Regions from separate parts of the Homo sapiens genome. Here region 1 is linked to region 2. The links are chromatin loops, found by intact Hi-C in ENCODE. Cell type or tissue: CD4-positive, alpha-beta T cell. All regions are shown on one strand. Links, peaks and the distances in the headings refer to the core of each region. The heading gives the core; the rest is flanking DNA. Region 1 overlaps ASNS (asparagine synthetase (glutamine-hydrolyzing)). Region 2 holds the start of LMTK2 (lemur tyrosine kinase 2).

The links. A loop is a pair of places that touch in the nucleus more often than their neighbours do. Peaks named below come from ENCODE experiments on the same cell type or tissue, not always from the same donor. Only the 100,000 strongest peaks of a DNase experiment are listed, where the experiment ranks them.
Region 1: it touches region 2 in a loop (2.7-fold over the local background); 6 of 110 quality-filtered maps call a loop at or near these places.

Annotation. Positions count from the first base shown.
Region 1 is chr7:97,859,963-97,867,810 of GRCh38, reverse strand. It overlaps ASNS (asparagine synthetase (glutamine-hydrolyzing)), which reads left to right. Exons shown (of 13, transcript NM_001673.5): 4 at 3,315-3,552. CZ1P-ASNS (CZ1P-ASNS readthrough) reads left to right here. Exons shown (of 19, transcript NR_147989.1): 10 at 3,315-3,552. Among named protein-coding and RNA genes, the nearest start is that of ASNS, 8.5 kb to the left of the region's middle. In CD4-positive, alpha-beta T cell, for the core only: no CTCF peak of the experiment used is centred there; no DNase peak of the experiment used is centred there.
Region 2 is chr7:98,101,594-98,110,517 of GRCh38, reverse strand. LMTK2 (lemur tyrosine kinase 2) reads right to left here and starts at 3,656. Exons shown (of 14, transcript NM_014916.4): 1 at 3,238-3,656. The coding sequence starts at 3,340. In CD4-positive, alpha-beta T cell, for the core only: a CTCF peak has its summit at 3,783 (motif pointing left); DNase peaks (open chromatin) are centred at 3,327, 3,717 and 4,117; H3K4me3 peaks cover 1,247 bases; H3K27ac peaks cover 242 bases.

The DNA of each region.
Region 1 (7,848 bases), core at 1,497-3,996, 240 kb after region 2:
TAAAATAGTTATTCAGGAAATTCCTTTTACACATTTCTTTATTCCTTTATTAAGGGTCTACTATGCACCAGACATCATTTTTCTAGGTGATTGGAGATGAAATGGTGAAAAGGAAAGGCAAGAATGGAATTTCCTGCTAGTGGGAGGTAGAAGAAGAGAGTATTAAAAATTTTTTCTAAGTCAAATAATGTCATATACATGAGAACGCTAGGTGGTATTATGGCATTATCAGCTTGGCTTTCCCCTTAAATGAAATAGGAAGTGCCCTGTTTCACTTGAACAGTGTTATTTCTTTTATTAAAAAGTTACAAGAAGTTAAATATTTTGAAAATAATTAATTTCTATTCTAAATTAGCCAAATGTTATATTTGTAAAAGTAGAGAAGTTTGTTCCATTGCTTCTACCAAGCATCTAAGTTTATGTAGTTGGGGCAGCTAGCAGTCTGTCTAATGAGCAGAATGTATACTTTAGGCTTATATAAAGTATTCAGAAATCCCCCCCACACCTCCTTTTTGGTAAAAATAAAGTTTACCACTACAATAAAATACAGCCAGAGGTGTACTGGGAGTAGAAGGAGACTGAATGAAAGAAAGGAGGAATGGGGTAAAGGCTGGGGCAAAGAGCAGGCCCTCTCCCTGCAGGGGAGTATCAGGGCCTGCAGCCAAGTCAAATGACAGCATGACGTCAGGAGGCAAGATTTGAGGGCTTTTATTTAAGGTGCAGCATTGGAGTTTGGTTTTAGGAGAGTAGGAAGTAATACATCCGTTACCCAAAGGACCCTTCTCCTTTTTAAATAAGTTACCTGCAAAGTTTAGGCCAAAGAGGTGGGTAAGGTAGATTTGGGAAGCTGTTGCTTACTAATATCACCGAATGCTTTATGGTCACTAACCCTTCAGGCAGTTCAGCCCAGAAGAGTCAGCAGAAGACTGTTTACAGGCCCCCACCTGCTAGTTACAGATCATCCCTGATAGAGCAGAGAGGGGTGACCAGGTAGTGACTTTGTAGTCACTGGAGGCAAAGCCCATTTTTGGACAGTTCAGTGAGGACTTATAGACAAAAGATTCACAAATTATGGAGTGAGTTGGATGGAGTGTGAAGCATATTTATGGGTCATGCACATACATAATAGGTTTACTTTTTGAAATTTGAAAGCATGTTTTAAGCTTATCTAGGATTTCCACCTGATTTAAACCTCTTCTTTCTCTAATGTCAGCCAAAAACCCGAGTACAAAGAAGAAAGAGGAATACATCAAGGACTTTTCATCCTCATAGTTTGCCATTAATGGCTCATAGTTTGCCGTTGATGGTGGAGAGTGTCAGAATTGGGGAGTAGCCTAATCAAACCTTCTTACTCTGCATGCAGTGGCAGACAGTCCCTTTGCTGTTCTTTTGGGGAATGCAGACTAATAAAGCGCCACCGTCATTTTATCTATCAGTAAGGAGTAGCTTTAATGCTGCTGCAGTGGTGGAAGCACTGGGCATTGTCATCCACCCCTGGGGACCAGCAGCTTTGTTTTGGATCATGTATCTGTTATTGTGATGGAGCCATTTATTTTTCAGGGAATGATGCCAAATGATGTTTGTCCCTTTGCTTTACATTTTTATAGCTAGGACTTTGAAGCTGAACTGGAGGAACTTCTTAGCCAATACTATCTTCTCAAATCAAAAGTTTATAGTTGCAAAAGACACGTTTTTTAGTGTCATGGCAACCAGGCAACCTATTATCTTAACTTAAATTTAGAGGTTGAGCATCCCTAATCTGAAAATCTGAAATTTGAAATGCTCCAAAATCTGAAACTTTTTGAGCACTGACATGACATTACATGTGCATTTTGATGTCACAGTCAAAATGCAGGTGTAAAACACGCAGTTTATTTGGCGTTCCCTAGGGAAAAAAGACCCTCTCAGCCCGCTTCAGCTGCAGTATAACTTTTCTACACATGCCCGGATTTCCCCATGCAAGCACGCCCACAAAGGGTAATAGAATGGCACATGTTCAAGCTGGATACGCCATTGGCAGGATCCCCACAGATGGGACTTATGTGCATTATCCATTGTGTATTTTTGCTTATTTTCTGCTCTGTGGTGTTAAGATACTGAAAATGTCAAAAAGACCTGTAGATATTTCTATGAGCAGCAGTGATAAGGAAAAGTAGAAACACTTATAACACAGAAAGTCAAGCTGTAGGAGAAACTGGACTGTAGTATAAAGGTATAGATGACATGGTGAAAATGTGTGATAGAGATATTGAAGGACTAGAGCTACCTGCATTCATAACAGAACAAGAGGTCATGTCAGTTTATAAAATCAAAGAGAGCCTTCCAAGACAAAAGCCATTGTTAATGAAGCAGATGACTCTGGAGAAACATTTAAAAGTCATCTGGCCGAATGCCTCTTCAATCTCAGAGGACCCGCTTCCTAGTTGCTCAGCTGCTTCTGATGTTTCTTCTCACCTGAAAAAGGAAAAAAAAATACAGTGTATAGTAACCTTTTAATCAAAACGCAGCATTGTAGGTGGAGTCTGAAAGCCTGCCATTGTTTGTACAGCTGTTTAACAGCTGATGCAGGTATTCTGGTGATTCTACTATGCTACTTATTACTTTCTTACTGTATTAATGGTATGTCATATTTTATAAGCATATGAAAATGATTGCTCATCAGCAGCATAATAAATTCAGAGTCAGGAATGATGGTCAATGATGTCAAACAGCCACAGATTTTCCACATGGTAGCTGAGATAGTGACCCCTTTGCTTTCTGATGGTTCCATGTATGCAAACTTTGTTTCATGCACAAAATTATTTGAAATATTATATAAAATTACCTTTAGGTTTTGTGTATAAGATATATGAAACATAAATGAAGTTCATGTTTAGACTTGGGTCTCATGCCCAAGATATCTCACATATATGCAAATATTCCAAAGTCCAAAACACAAAACACTTCTGGTTCCAAACATTTCAGATAAGGGATACTCAATCTGTATATATATAAATATATGTATGTATTACATATATGGTATGTATATAATATACATTTCCATCCCTCCACAGGTTACTGTTCTGGCACATTCCCATTATGTTCTGTTTATCAGACTGCAACTAAAATTTTCATGGGTTCGGCTTTATGTTGAACAGAATTTGCAGAATATGAGTTGAAGCGAACCATAGTTTAATAATGCTGTGATTCTCCTAAATCACCAAAGTGCATGAAAGGATTATAGAGCTCAGAAATACTGAAGCATCTTTGCAATAAAAAATTATTAGTGAATGTACAAGGAGTCTAACATTTTGGTTTTGCTTTCGCTTCCTAAGATGCAACAGCATTTTGAATTTGAATACCAGACCAAAGTGGATGGTGAGATAATCCTTCATCTTTATGACAAAGGAGGAATTGAGCAAACAATTTGTATGTTGGATGGTGTGTTTGCATTTGTTTTACTGGATACTGCCAATAAGAAAGTGTTCCTGGGTAGAGATACATATGGAGTCAGACCTTTGTTTAAAGCAATGACAGAAGATGGATTTTTGGCTGTATGTTCAGAAGCTAAAGGTAATAATAAATTTTTCTATAGATTTTCATTATTGTCTTGGTTGTACGTTTTCTTTTAAATTATATTTGAAAATCTCTTAGAGAGCAATCCAGAATTTTACAAGTGACTAAGTTATGAGTCTTTACCTTTTTTTAAAAAAACAGAGGAGTTGTACTCTCCTTTTCAGCACTTAAATTCTGTAATCCTTGAAGGATGATTCTTTAGTGCAGTCGTTTATTTTTTGCTGTGCTAATATGCTCTACATCTAGCTTGATCTTAAGTGCAGTTTTAAGTTTTCCTGTGTCATACTATAATCGTAGGGTTGACTCTGCAATTATTGCATTGTGGTACTTTGCGCAGTTATAGCACAGCAAGTGTTAGGATTTCTAAAACAGCTTTATTGATAATTCACATACCATGTAATTCACCCACTTGAAGTATACAGTTCAGTGGTTTTTAGTATATTCACAGATGTTGGTAAACAACACTCCAATCAGTTTTAGGATTGTTTTTCCACCTCAAAAAAAACCAAATCAAATCCTATGCCCTTTACCTTAGTTTTTGCTGGCAGGATCAACTAGGTTTTTGTTTGTTTGTTTGTTTGAAGAGATGGGGTCTTGCTCAGTCGCCCAGCCCAGGCTGGAGTGCGGTGGTTTGATAGCTCAGTGCAGCCTTGAACTCGTGGGCTCAAGCGATTCTCCCACCTCAGCCTCCCTAGTAGCTAGGAGTATAGGCATGCACCACAACACCCTGCCTCCTGTGCCCTTTAGCTTTGAATTCCATCTCTCCATATCCATCAGCTGCACCCCTGCAGTTGTAGCCCCGGCAATCACCAGTCTTTCTGCCTCTGGATTCCCTATTCTGTATGTTTCATATGAACGGGATTATATATCATACCGGCTTTTGTGACTGGATTCTTTCACTTGGTATAGTGCTTTCAAGATTTGTCTATGCCGTAGCATGTATCAGTACTTACTTCTTATGGCCAAATGATATTCCATTACATGGATACACTGCATTTTGTTTATTCGCTTGTCAGTTGATGGACATTTAGGACATTATTTACCCCTTTTGGCTATTATGAATAATGCTGCTATAAACATTGGTGTACAAGTTTTTGTGTGGACATTTCCCTTGGGTGTATATCTAGGAGTAGAATTGCTGGGACACATGATAACTATGTTCAGTTGAAGAACTGCCAGACTAATTTTTGAAATGGCTGCATCATTTTTTATTCACTCCAGCAGTGTATTAAAATTTCTGTTTCTCCACATCTTCACAAACAGTGTGTGACTTTAATTCTAGCCATTCTAGTGTATGTGAAGTGGTATCTCATTGTGATTTTGATTTGTATTTTCCTGTTGACAGTGATGTCCAGCATCTTATCTTATGCTTATTGGCCATTTGTATATCTTCTTTGGAGAAATATTTGTTCAGATCCTTTGCCATTTTTTTTTCCTGTTAGGGATCATTTTATTTTAAAAACATAATAGACTTTATTTTTTTTTTTGAGCAGTTTTAGAAAAAATTGAGAGGAAAGTGCAGAGAGTTCACATATGCTCCCCCTACAGTGCCCCTGCCCAGTTTTCCCCACTCTTAACATCTTGCATTACTGTGCTACATTTATTAGATTTGATGAACTGATACTTATATATTAACTGAAGTTCATAGTTTACATAAGGGTTCACTCTTTGTGTTTTATAGATTTTTGGATTTGACAAATGTTTAATGCCATGTACCCACCATTACAGTATTATGTAGAACAGTTTCATTGCCCTAAAAATCTCCTGTGCTCCACTTATTCTTTCCTCCCGTCCTCTTCCTCCTAACCCCCCAGTCATTACTGATCTTTTTGCTTTCTCTCTCACTTTGCCTTTCCCAGAATGTCGTATAATAGTTGTAATCATATAGTATGTAGCTTTTTCAGACTGGCTTCTTTCACCTAGCAGTATACATTTATAGTTCTTCTGTGTTTTTTCATGGCTTGATAGCTCATTTATTATTATTATTATTATACTTTAAGTTCTAGGGTACATGTGCATAACGTGCAGGTTTGTTACATATGTATACATGTGCCATGTTGGTGTGCTTGCTGAATAATATTCCATTTGTTTGCATGCAATGCAATTTGTTTATCCATTCTTGAATTACCCATTTCTAATTGAGTTATTTTGTCTTTTTATTACTGAATTGTAATAGTTCCTTATGTATTCTAGATACAAATCCCTTCTGTTCATCAGGGTTGCAGGATACAAGATGAATATACAAAAATCAATGGTATTTGACACACTTTAACTGAATACTACATACTTAAAATGAGCAATCAAAATGAAATTAAGAAAGCAACTTCATTTATAATAGCATCAAAAAGAATAAAATACTTAGAAATAAATTTAAGAAGTGTAAAACTTGTACTCTGAAAACTATAAAATGTTGTTGAAAGAAATGAGAGGAGATCTAAATAAATGGAAAAGTATCCCATGATCATGATTTGAAGGCTTAACATTGTTAAGATGGCAGTCCTCCCTAAACTGATTTACAGATTTAACTTGATCCCTATCAGAATCCCAGATGAGTTCTTTGTGAAATCTACAAGCTGACTCTCAAATTCATATGGAATTGCAAGAGACTAAGAATAGCCAAAACAATCTTTTGAAAATGAAGAACAAAGTAGGAGACCTCATATTAACTGATTTTAAAACTTACTACAAGACAATGGTAATAAGGACAATATAATACTGACAGAAGGATAGATGTATAGACTAGTGGGATAGAATTGAGAGTCAGAAATGAACCCATACATATATGATCAACTTATTTTTGACAAGGGTGCCAAGATTATTCAGTGGAGAAAGAAGTTTGAAAACTGGCACAGGGGCAACCAGATATGTAACCATATGCAAAACTTGGAGTTGAATCTTTACCCAACATCGTATACAAAAATTATGGATACAGAAAAATGGATCAGGCCAGGCGCGATGGCTTATGCCTGTAATCCCAGCACTTTGGGAGGCCGAGGCGGGTGGATCACGAGGTCAGGAGATCGAGACCATCCTGGCTAACACAGTGAAACCCCGTCTCTACTAAAAATTAGCCGGGCGTGGTGGCGGGCGCCTGTAGTCCCAGCTACTCAGGAGGCTGAGGCAGGAGAATGGCGTGAACCCGGGAGACGGAGCTTGCGGTAAGCCGAGATCGCGCAACTGCACTCCAGCCTGAGTGACAGAGCGAGACTCATCTCAAAAAAAAAAAAAAAAAGGATCAAATGAATCAGTTTTGAACTAATCCACTTAAATGTAAGGGCTAAAACTATAAAATCCCGAGAAGCAAACATAGAAGTAAATTGTCATGACCCTGGATTTGGCAAAGCTTTCTTAAATATGAGACCAGCAACAATAATAAAAATCAATGAATTGGACTTCATCAAAATTAAACATTTTTGCACATCAAAGGACACCATCAAGAAAGTGAAAAGACGGCCCACAAGTTGGAAGAAAATACTTGCAAATCATGCATAGCACTTTTTGATGGTAAACTTGAGGAAGACATTTATCTTTTATCCCTTACCTGTGCAGCAGTAACATCCTAATATCTCTCTCCCTGCCTCTTTTTGCCATTCTTTAAATTCTTTCTCACTTAATTTTCAGATTTAATATTGGCTGAAGCAGGGATAATGAGATCAATCAAAGGGGTCCTTAGGACACTAGTCACAGTGTTTGTACTAATACTGGAACTGGCTTATTTTCAGGCATTTCTAGTGTGATCAGATGGCAAAGAACAAGCATATATATATGTCAGTTGCCAGGACTGCTGGGAAAGCCTGGTAAAGAGAACACTGGGGAAAAGCAGCCTCCTGCTCCCCTGGGCCTTCTTTGAGCCTGATGATCACTTGATATGGAACTTACCCTCTGAAATTCCTTAATTGTTCTTTTCTATATCCTTGACACTGTCCTTTTCCAGACCAAATTATCTCATCTGGAATACTGCAACAATTTTCTTTTCTCAGTGCTTTTAGAATAACCTGTCAAAATCTCATCTGATTATAGTATTGCCTGCTTAAAACCTTTTAATTACTCCCCATTCCCTATCCGGGTTGTGTAGCTCACTTGAGCTCTGCTGGCTGGTGAGGGAATCTGGGTCCTTTTTCTGGTATTTGAATTCAGTGCTACACAGGTTACTGGCTGGGTAGACAATCTCAAATTGTAAATCACGAGTATTCCATGTAGATAGTCCATTACGATCTACAATAAAACATTGATGTTTGTATCAAAGATCATGGTGATGAGAGGTTGGGTACTGTACTGTCTGTGAGAATTTAT
Region 2 (8,924 bases), core at 2,463-4,962:
GTGAAAACAGTGAACTTTCTCCCTTTACATAAAAGCTTCCTAGAGAGGACCAACAAGTCTTAGTCTACATAACAACAAGGGCCCTTACAGAAACACAGATTCTCAGGAAAAGAGGCTCCTAGACGGGGCGGGCGTAGGGGGCAAAACGGCATCCCAGCTCAAAGAAGAGGCCCAAAATAAAGTTCAACCAAGAAATGCCTTCTTGCCTGATGGGCAAGTGCAATCTATATATTTACATAGCTTTATTATGACTGAATAAGAAAATATCTTTTTCAGCTTCTGAGTCTAGCAATGAATCTAGATGATGAAGACACCATAGATAAATGATCTTCAGTTTAAAAGCTGAATTTCAGTTAACTGCATGCTTTCTCTAAGGCACCATTAAACTGGATAGACTGATCAGGCTTCAAGCAGAAAGAAGAACAAGGAGGCGAAAGACCCTATGAAATGGGTCTATCCTTATTTGAAAGTGTCTAGCTCTATCTTCACAAGGAGTGCAGGCTCCTAGATTACCAGAAGCTTTAGTTAGGTTTTTGGCGTGTAACTGCTCTTTTATCTACCATACATGGTCAAGCGGGATTCCTCTTTTTTAACCAGCGAGCTCACTAGTCAGGATTAGCTTAAAGGTTTTTTTTTAAACTTGGTCTAATATATCTTGGTCAAGAACCCACCTCAGCTAACGAGGATCAATAAACTCTTTTGGATGGAGAGACAAGCCCCTGAATATCTATGTCTGATTGTGCATCTTCCTTTCTTTTTTTTTTTTTTTTTTTTGAGACGGAGTCTCACTCTGTTGCCCAGGCTATGATGCAGTGGCACAATCTCGGCTCACTGTAAGCTCCGCTCCCTGGGTGCAAGCAATTTTCCTGCCTCAGCCTCCCAAATAGTTGGGATTACAGGCTCCCACCACCACGCACGGCTAATTTTTGTATATTTAGTAGAGAGGGAATTTCACCATGTTGGTCAGGCTGGTCTCGAACTCCTGACCTCAAGCAATCCACCCACCTGGGCCTCCCAAAGTGCTGGGATTACAGGTGTGATCCACTGCTCCCGGCCTGACTGTGCGTCTTTTCCACAGACTTTAACCCTAGGTACCCATTATTCATATGCAACACGTCAAAACATATACACCTATCCTACAAAGATCAGAATATGAAAGGAAAATTTGTAGCAAAAGTTGCTACAAATTACCAAATATTTCCTTATGCTATATGTATGTCAAGATTTGATATCTCTATTTACAGATTAACTTTTCTGATTGCTTTGTTCTACAACACCCCAACAAAATTCATTTTATAATTCATGACACCATAAAATTGTAAAAGAATGGAATAAAAACCGTGTAAGAAGTGTACAGGTGGCCAGGCGCGGTGGCTCACGCCTGTAATCCCAGCACTTTGGGAGGCTGAGGCGGGTGAATCACGAGGTCAGGAGTTCAAGACCGGCCTGGCCAAGATGATGAAACCCGTCTCTACTAAAAATACAAAAATTAGCCGGACATGGTGGCAGGGGCCTGTAGTCCCAGCTACACAGGAGGCTGAGGCAGAGAACTGCTTGAACTCGGAAGGGGGGGGTTGCAGTCAGCTGATATCGCACCGATGATGCACTCCAGCCTGGGTGACAGAGCAAGACTCCGTCTCAAAAAAAAAAAAAAAAAAAAAGTGTGCAGGCAGACATAGGTTCCTATAAAGAATCGATACTTCAAAATATATAAAAATCCAATTAAGTGTAAAGTCATCTGGAAATTTCTTGAATCCCCATCATATAAATACTCTTTACCTACTACACTATACTAGTGCTAACTTTCAATATCAATATCTTTAAATATCAACATCACCATCCTTCCACATAATCTTTCATTATTTCCCAGGCATTTCCTGTGACTCTTTCCGGGGTTGCCTATACACATCTGATAACATTTACTCTTCTTATCTATCGGATCAGAAAACAGAATTCACCTCACAAGTATTTGATCTAAGGCAGTAACAGAAATTTAGTGCTACATTATACGGTACAATGAGGACATTTAACGTTCAACTAAAGGGCACTCAATGACAAACCCTGATGTAGCTCTGGAAGCAATTACATGTAGCTTTCATCGTAGATTTGTTTGAAAAATATGTCTTTACTGGAGACAGTACATCCACATTCTGTACCCAATTAACATTATTCCAAAATAACTCTTGACCTCGAGAGTATTCCAAAACAGTTACAAGACTTAAAAAAAATCATACAACTAGGGGTATCTAAGACCTGGCTTTGGGGCTCTGCCTACAACGAAGCTGTGTCACCCTGGGTAGGTCATTTGACCCAACATGCCCAGTATCTCCTACTACGTAAAGAAGAAATTGGTCTAAATTTTCTTTAAGGTCTCTTCTAACTCTAACATTCTATGAATGTATGAAATTTCAATCTTTCCCCATTTCAAAGGTAATGGCGGCAGTCAATAACGCCAAGTTAGCCTAGATTTTTTTTTCCTTTTTAGAAAAATGACCCAACTTGGGATGTTTTCTTGGGTTGAAGTTTTATTTAGGAAAATAAACCCCAAATAAAAACGATGTTGAGAAAATGGGCGGGGGGGGAGAAAAGAAAATCATACACTGACGTTAGCTAAAATAGAAACTTCCATCACCCTTAAGCCAGTTTGTCAATAGTTATTCAACGCCTGCTACTCTAATCACTGGCTTCCTAAAATAGAAATATTTATAGTTGTTTCCTTCTCATCCCCGGAGATACATTCCGAATAAAAAGCACAGCGTCTAAAATCAATTTACAACTTCAGAATAAGTTGCAAGGAGCGAAAACAAACTCCGCACAGCTCGCCAAGTCATTTGCATTTAAGTATGATTAGGGCTAAGAAACGGTTCTTATGAGATGCGAAAAAAAAGCACAAGAGGCAGGTGACATCTGGAAAGGGAAGCTGAACTGCCAGGAAGCGATATAAGCTGAGGATCTTAAGGCAACAGGTCCAGGGCCGGCACCGCAGCCTATCCCGGGAGGGGTCGGTGGCTGCTACCTCGCCCGCCGCCCTCCCCAGCCCCAACGACGTCGCCTCGCTCCCGCCCCCCCAAATCCCACGCCCCTGCGGCAGAAATCTCCCTAATCACTCGCCTCCCTGGGCTTCCCGCCCCCGGCAGGCCCTCCGATTCCTCGGCGCCGAGGCCGGCCCGGCCCTGCCGCCCCCTCCCCTCCACGCCGAAGACCCCGCAGCCCCGTCCCCGCCGCGGGCCCGCTCACCTGCACCTGTTTGCGGAAGTGGCGCGGCCCCAGCACTGCCGGCGATCAGGAGGACCAGCAGCAGCAGCAGCAGCCTCCGCCGCAACGCCGGCGGCCCCGGCATCTCGCCCACGGCGCGGCTCCGGGGCCGGCCCTCGAGTCGCCTTCCGTCCGTCCGTCCGTTCGCCCGTCAGTCGATCCTGCCTCCCTCCGCTGCCTCAGTGGCACCCGCGCCGGTTGCTCCCGAGCACACGTTGCTTCTGCCAAACCTCGGTCCGGCTCCCGGTCCGCACCTGCCGCTCCAGTCGCAGAAACACCATCCTTCCCGCCCGCCTGCGCCGCCGCCGCCGCCTCTCAACAGCAGCAACGCCAGCAGCCCTGCGGAGCGGCGGGCCTGGGAAGCCGCGCTCCCGCCGCCATGATGGGCTGCGTCATGTGACGTAGCGCGGGGGCGGGATGTCGTGATGGACAGGGCGGCCAGCCACTCGTCAGTCCACACCGGCCCAGGAGGCCCCGCCCATCATCCTGAAGGAGTGAGCGGTGGCGGCCGGTGCGCCCCCTGCAGACGGAGGAGTGCGTGGGCAGCAGGTAACACCAACAATTATTTTAAATTGAAAAATACAGGAAAATGTAAAGAAGACCATGACAATCATCCTGATATTTTTTTCTCGGTGTTTTATAACATGCAAAAATAGGCCTGTCTTGTCTTCTGCCTTTTTTTTTTTTTTACTTGTCAGAGCTGTTTTAGGCTCTTCTCCTTAAGTTGACCTACACATCCTCTCAGCCATCAAACAGCTTTGGGCTTTTCACTTGAATTGATCAAGAGAATGCCTCTCTCGGCATCACCCACTGACTCACCTCCTGAGCTCAAGCTGTTGCCTCTTGTCCACCTGGCAGACACTCTTCCTTTCATCTGTCGAGACTCACCTGACATATGACTTCATCTATGACTCTCTAGGAGAAATGACTGTCATCTCCTTAGTGCCCCGCCCTGGCCCTGTGTGGACTGCTATCCTAGCTGCAGTATCCTATTGACCCGTGACTGTAAGCTCCCTGAGGACAGCAACTGTGTCTGATTCAGCTGGTGGGAAATCCCTGGTGCAGGACCTGGGTCGGAGCAGGTGTTCTCTAAAGCAATGGTGCATGGCCCTGGTCCCAGGTACCAGGGCAGAGCAGCTCCCAGGGGTGGCCTTCTCCCCACCAAGAGGTGAGGTGAGAACACAGTCCTGCAGAGAGGATAGAGAAAGCACTCTCCAGACACAAGTAATATAGTGGTCAGAGGCATGGGGGTTGGGAAAATGCTAAGCTTTTCTGGAGAGGCGCTATGGTTCAGTGTGTGCATGAGAGGAGCTGATTTCAATCTTATCAGATGAGACTTTGCCACCTGGCAACAGTGTAACCTCCCCAATTCTCCAAACTCCCCAAATGTCCATCCTAAATGCCAGCTGTCGATGATGTTAACACAGCACTGGACACACAGATGATGCCCAGGGAATATTTGTTGGATGATTGAGGCAAGCCAATAAATATCTAAGGAGACAAATACCTGGAACGAGAAACATTGAATTTAAAAGTCCATGGCTTGGCTGGGCACGGTGGCTCACACCTGTAATCTCAGCACTTTGGGAGGCCAAGGTGGGTGAATCACTTCAGACCAGGAGTTCAAGACCAGCCTGGCCAACATGGTCATACCCCATCTCTACTAAAAATACAAAAAGTATTAGCCAGACACGGTGACGCATGCCTGTAATCCCAGCTGCTTGGGAGGCTGAGGCAGGAAAATTGCTCGAACCCAGGAGGCGGAGGTTGCGGTGAGCTGAGATCACACCGCTGCACTCCAGCCTGGGCGACACAGCGAGACTCTGTCTTAAAAAAAAAAAAGTTCACGGCTTTCTGCTGATTATATGCAGAATTGGTAAGGAAGGCAAAGGTCTAGGAAAGAGACACAATCACCCTGTTGTACTTCTACTTCTTTTTTTTTTTTCTTTGAGACAGAGTCTGTCTCTGTCACCAGGCTAGAATGCAGTGGTGCGATCTCAGCTCACTGCAACCTCTGCCTCCTGGGTTCAAGCGATTCTCCTGCCTCAGCCTCCTGAGTAGCTGGGACTACAGGTGCCCGCCACCACACCTGGCTAATTTTTGTATTTTCAGTAGAGACAGGATTTCACCATGTTGGCCAGGATGGTCTCGATCTCTTGACCTCGTGATCTGCCCACTCCGGCCTCCCAAAGTGCTGGGGTTACAGGCATGAGCCACCGCGCCTAGCCTATACTTCTACTTCTATCAGGAAGCTTCTCACTTTGAGTTCAGAGAAGCCAGGGACACCCACACTGTGTACTGCAAGGAGGCTCGTGACTGCCTGCTGTAGTGCTGGCCTAAGGAAGGCCTTACCTGATAATCCTGGTAGTGGTTATTTACAACTAAAGTGCACTCCAACAGCACGTTGGACCACAATCCCAAAGTAGATTTTGCTATTATTTGAGCAAGCCCAAAAGTTAAAACAAACAAACAAATAAACAAACTTCTTTTCCTCTTTCACAGAACAGGGGTTACAGTGCACATCCCCCAGATGATGTCTAAAGGCAGCCTTTGCCCCACCACCCACCTCACCGTGTATGCCTTTACTCAATACTTGAAGACTTCCAGTTAGAGATGTTATTAAACAAACAAAAACCTGTTGGCTTTGTTTAGTTTCACCCAGAAGTCAGAAAACAGCCTTTAGCACAATTTGGAAATCAATACCTAAGATTAGAAGCAATATCTTTCAGTGTTTTACAGCCATTCTTTTTTTTTTTTCTTTTTTGAAACAGGGTCTCGCTCTGTCACCCAGGCTGGAGTACAGTGGTGTGATCTTGGCTCACTGCAACTTCTGCCTCCCATGCTCAAGTGATTCTCCTGCCTCTGCCTCCTGAGTAGCTGGGGTTACAGGCGCCCGCCACCACACCTGGCTAATTTTTGTATTTTTAGGAGAGACAGGGTTTCACCATGTTGGCCAGGTTGGTCTTGAACTTCTGACCTCAAGTGATCTGCCCACTTCGGCCTCTCAAAGTGTTGGGATTATAGGCATGAGCCACCACGCCCAGCCCTTTACAGCCATTCTTGCAAGTTTTCCTTCATGCCAAGCCTCTTTCAAGTTTTCCTTCATGCCAAGCTATCGCTTGGAAGACCCTCCTGCCAGTGTCTGTCCTGCCAGCAAGCTCTGGCTGAGGCCTGGATGCTGAAGGATGTGGAGTCAGCTTAGTATTGGATGAGCACTTCTGGAGCTCTGGCACCTAGCAGATACTCTAAAGGTTCACAGAGCTCAGCTGGATCAAATGGGGCACCCAGGAGGCCTGTTGGTGGGGTCCTGGAGCTGCTGGTGCCAACTCATGAAAGCCAATTGTTAACATGTTCAGGAATTATGCGCATTGGTTGTTCAACACAGCCATTGTTAAAATTTAAGTTATAGGCAGTGGCTCACGCCTGTAATCCCAGCACTTTGGAAGGCCTAGACAGGTGGATCACTTGAGGTCAGGAGTTCAAGGCCAGCCAGGCCAAGATGGCCTGGGCATGGTGGCTGGCACCTGTTATCCCGGCTTCTCATGAGGCAGAGGCAGGAGAATCACTTGAACCCAGGAGGCAGAGGTTGCAGTGAGCTGAGATTATGCCATTGCACTCCAGCCTGGGCAACAGAGTGAGACTCCATCTCAAAAATAAATAAATAAATTATATAAATGTATAATTAAACAAATTATTTTAAAAACAAAGGTCATGAGGGAAGCATTTGGATACGATTTGGGCTTGTGTTCCCACCCGGTCTCATGTGTGGAGATGTAATCCACAGTTTTGGAGGTGGGGCCTGGTAGGAGGTGATCGGATCATGGGAGAGGGTTCTCATGAATGGTTCAGCGCCATCCTCTTGGTGCTGTTCTTGTGATGGCGAGTGATCTTTGACGAGATCTAGTTGTTTAAAAAGTGTGTAGCACCTCCTCCCTCTCTCTCTCTACTGTTCCCACCGTGTGAGATGCCTCGCTCCTCCTTTGCGTACTGCCATCATAGTAAGTTTTCTGAAGCCTTTCAGAAGCCAAGCAGATTCTAGCATCATGCTTCCTGTACAACTTGCAGAACCATATGCCAATTAAACCTCTTTTCTTTATACATTACCCAATCTTAGGTATTCCTTATAGCAATGCAAGAATGGACTGATACTTGAAGAATGGAAGGCAAGAAGAGCACTAGCAAAATTGTCCACATAAACTTCTTCAGAACTCTAGGAATTTGCCAGAGGTTTGCAATATCATGAGTCAATTTGTTAAAGAAAAATGGCTGAGGCCAGGTGTGGTGGCTCACGCCCGTAATACGAACACTTTGGGAGGCTGAGGTAGGAGGATCACCTGAGCCTGGGAGTTTGAGAGCAGCCTGGGTAACATAGTGAGACCCCAATCTCTACTAAAAATAAATAATTAGCCAGGCACAGTGGCACATGCCTGTAGTCCCAGCACTTTGGCAGGCTGAGATGGGAGGATTGCTTCAGCCCAGAAATTTGAGGCTGCAGTGAACTGTGATTCCACCACTGCACTCCAGCCTGTGCTACATAGTGAAACCCTGTCTCTTAAAATAAAGAAAAGGAAAATGGCCAAATCTCATAAGAATAATGAGCTTCATGAAATTTTTACTTGCCCTATTTCCATTCTTCTCTCCCCACCTCTGTGATAGCCTTGAAAACCAGCAACTTCACCACCATGGGAACTGTGGAAATAAGCAGGCTAGCAGCTACCAGAGGGGGCAGAATAGGTTTGGAGCTCCCCCAAAACCTGTATCCCCAAAGAACTGTGACTATCTGACCTGTCTGGCAGCTCCTTAGAAAGGCACTATTTTCAGGGCTTTTCTTCATTTGATATGACTCAGAAATGCCTCAGTGAAAATAGTCCTATCCTGTTTGTTGAAAATAATCAGTGACAACTGTTTAACATTGCAATTGCCTGAGCCAGTGATACCAGTTGGCTGATGAGAAACTTAAAAGAAAAATCTAGGGAATAATATGTCATTGGGAGCTTTGAAAAGATCCACCATATTATTGGAAATCTAGAAAGCCATGTGCATGTACAAGGCTATGAACATGGCTAGGAAATACATGAGAAGGCCCTCGTTTCTCATTCCTAGTTGATCATGAGGCTGTGCAAGCACAGTAAGGACTGGGGCAGAATTTTAAACTGCCAGAGCATCAGATGCATGCTCCAACACACATACAGAGACTCTTAGCAAAACCAGGGAGACATATTGGCTCAAATAATTTAAGGAGGCCAGGCACAGTGGCACACGCCTGTAATCCCAGCACTTTGGTAGGCCAAGTTGGGCAGATCGCCTGAGGTCAGGAGTTTGAGACCAGCCTGGCCAATATAGTGAAACCCTGTCTCTACTAAAAATACAAAAATTAGCTGGGCATGGTGGCACGCGCCTGTAATCCCAGCTACTCGGGAGGCTGAGGCAGGAGAATCACTTGGACCCAGGAGGCAGAGGTGGCAGTGAGCCGAGATCACACCACTGCACTCCAGCCTGGATGACAAGAGCAAAACTCTATATCAAAAAAAAAAAAAAAAAAAAAAAAAAAGAATTTAAGGATATCTCTGTAGTCATTAGCTGACCACTAAGCTAACTAAACAGAGACTTTGGTGGCCATTCACAAATTTTTCAAAATACAGAATTAGACCAGGAAAGGCCCTTTAAAA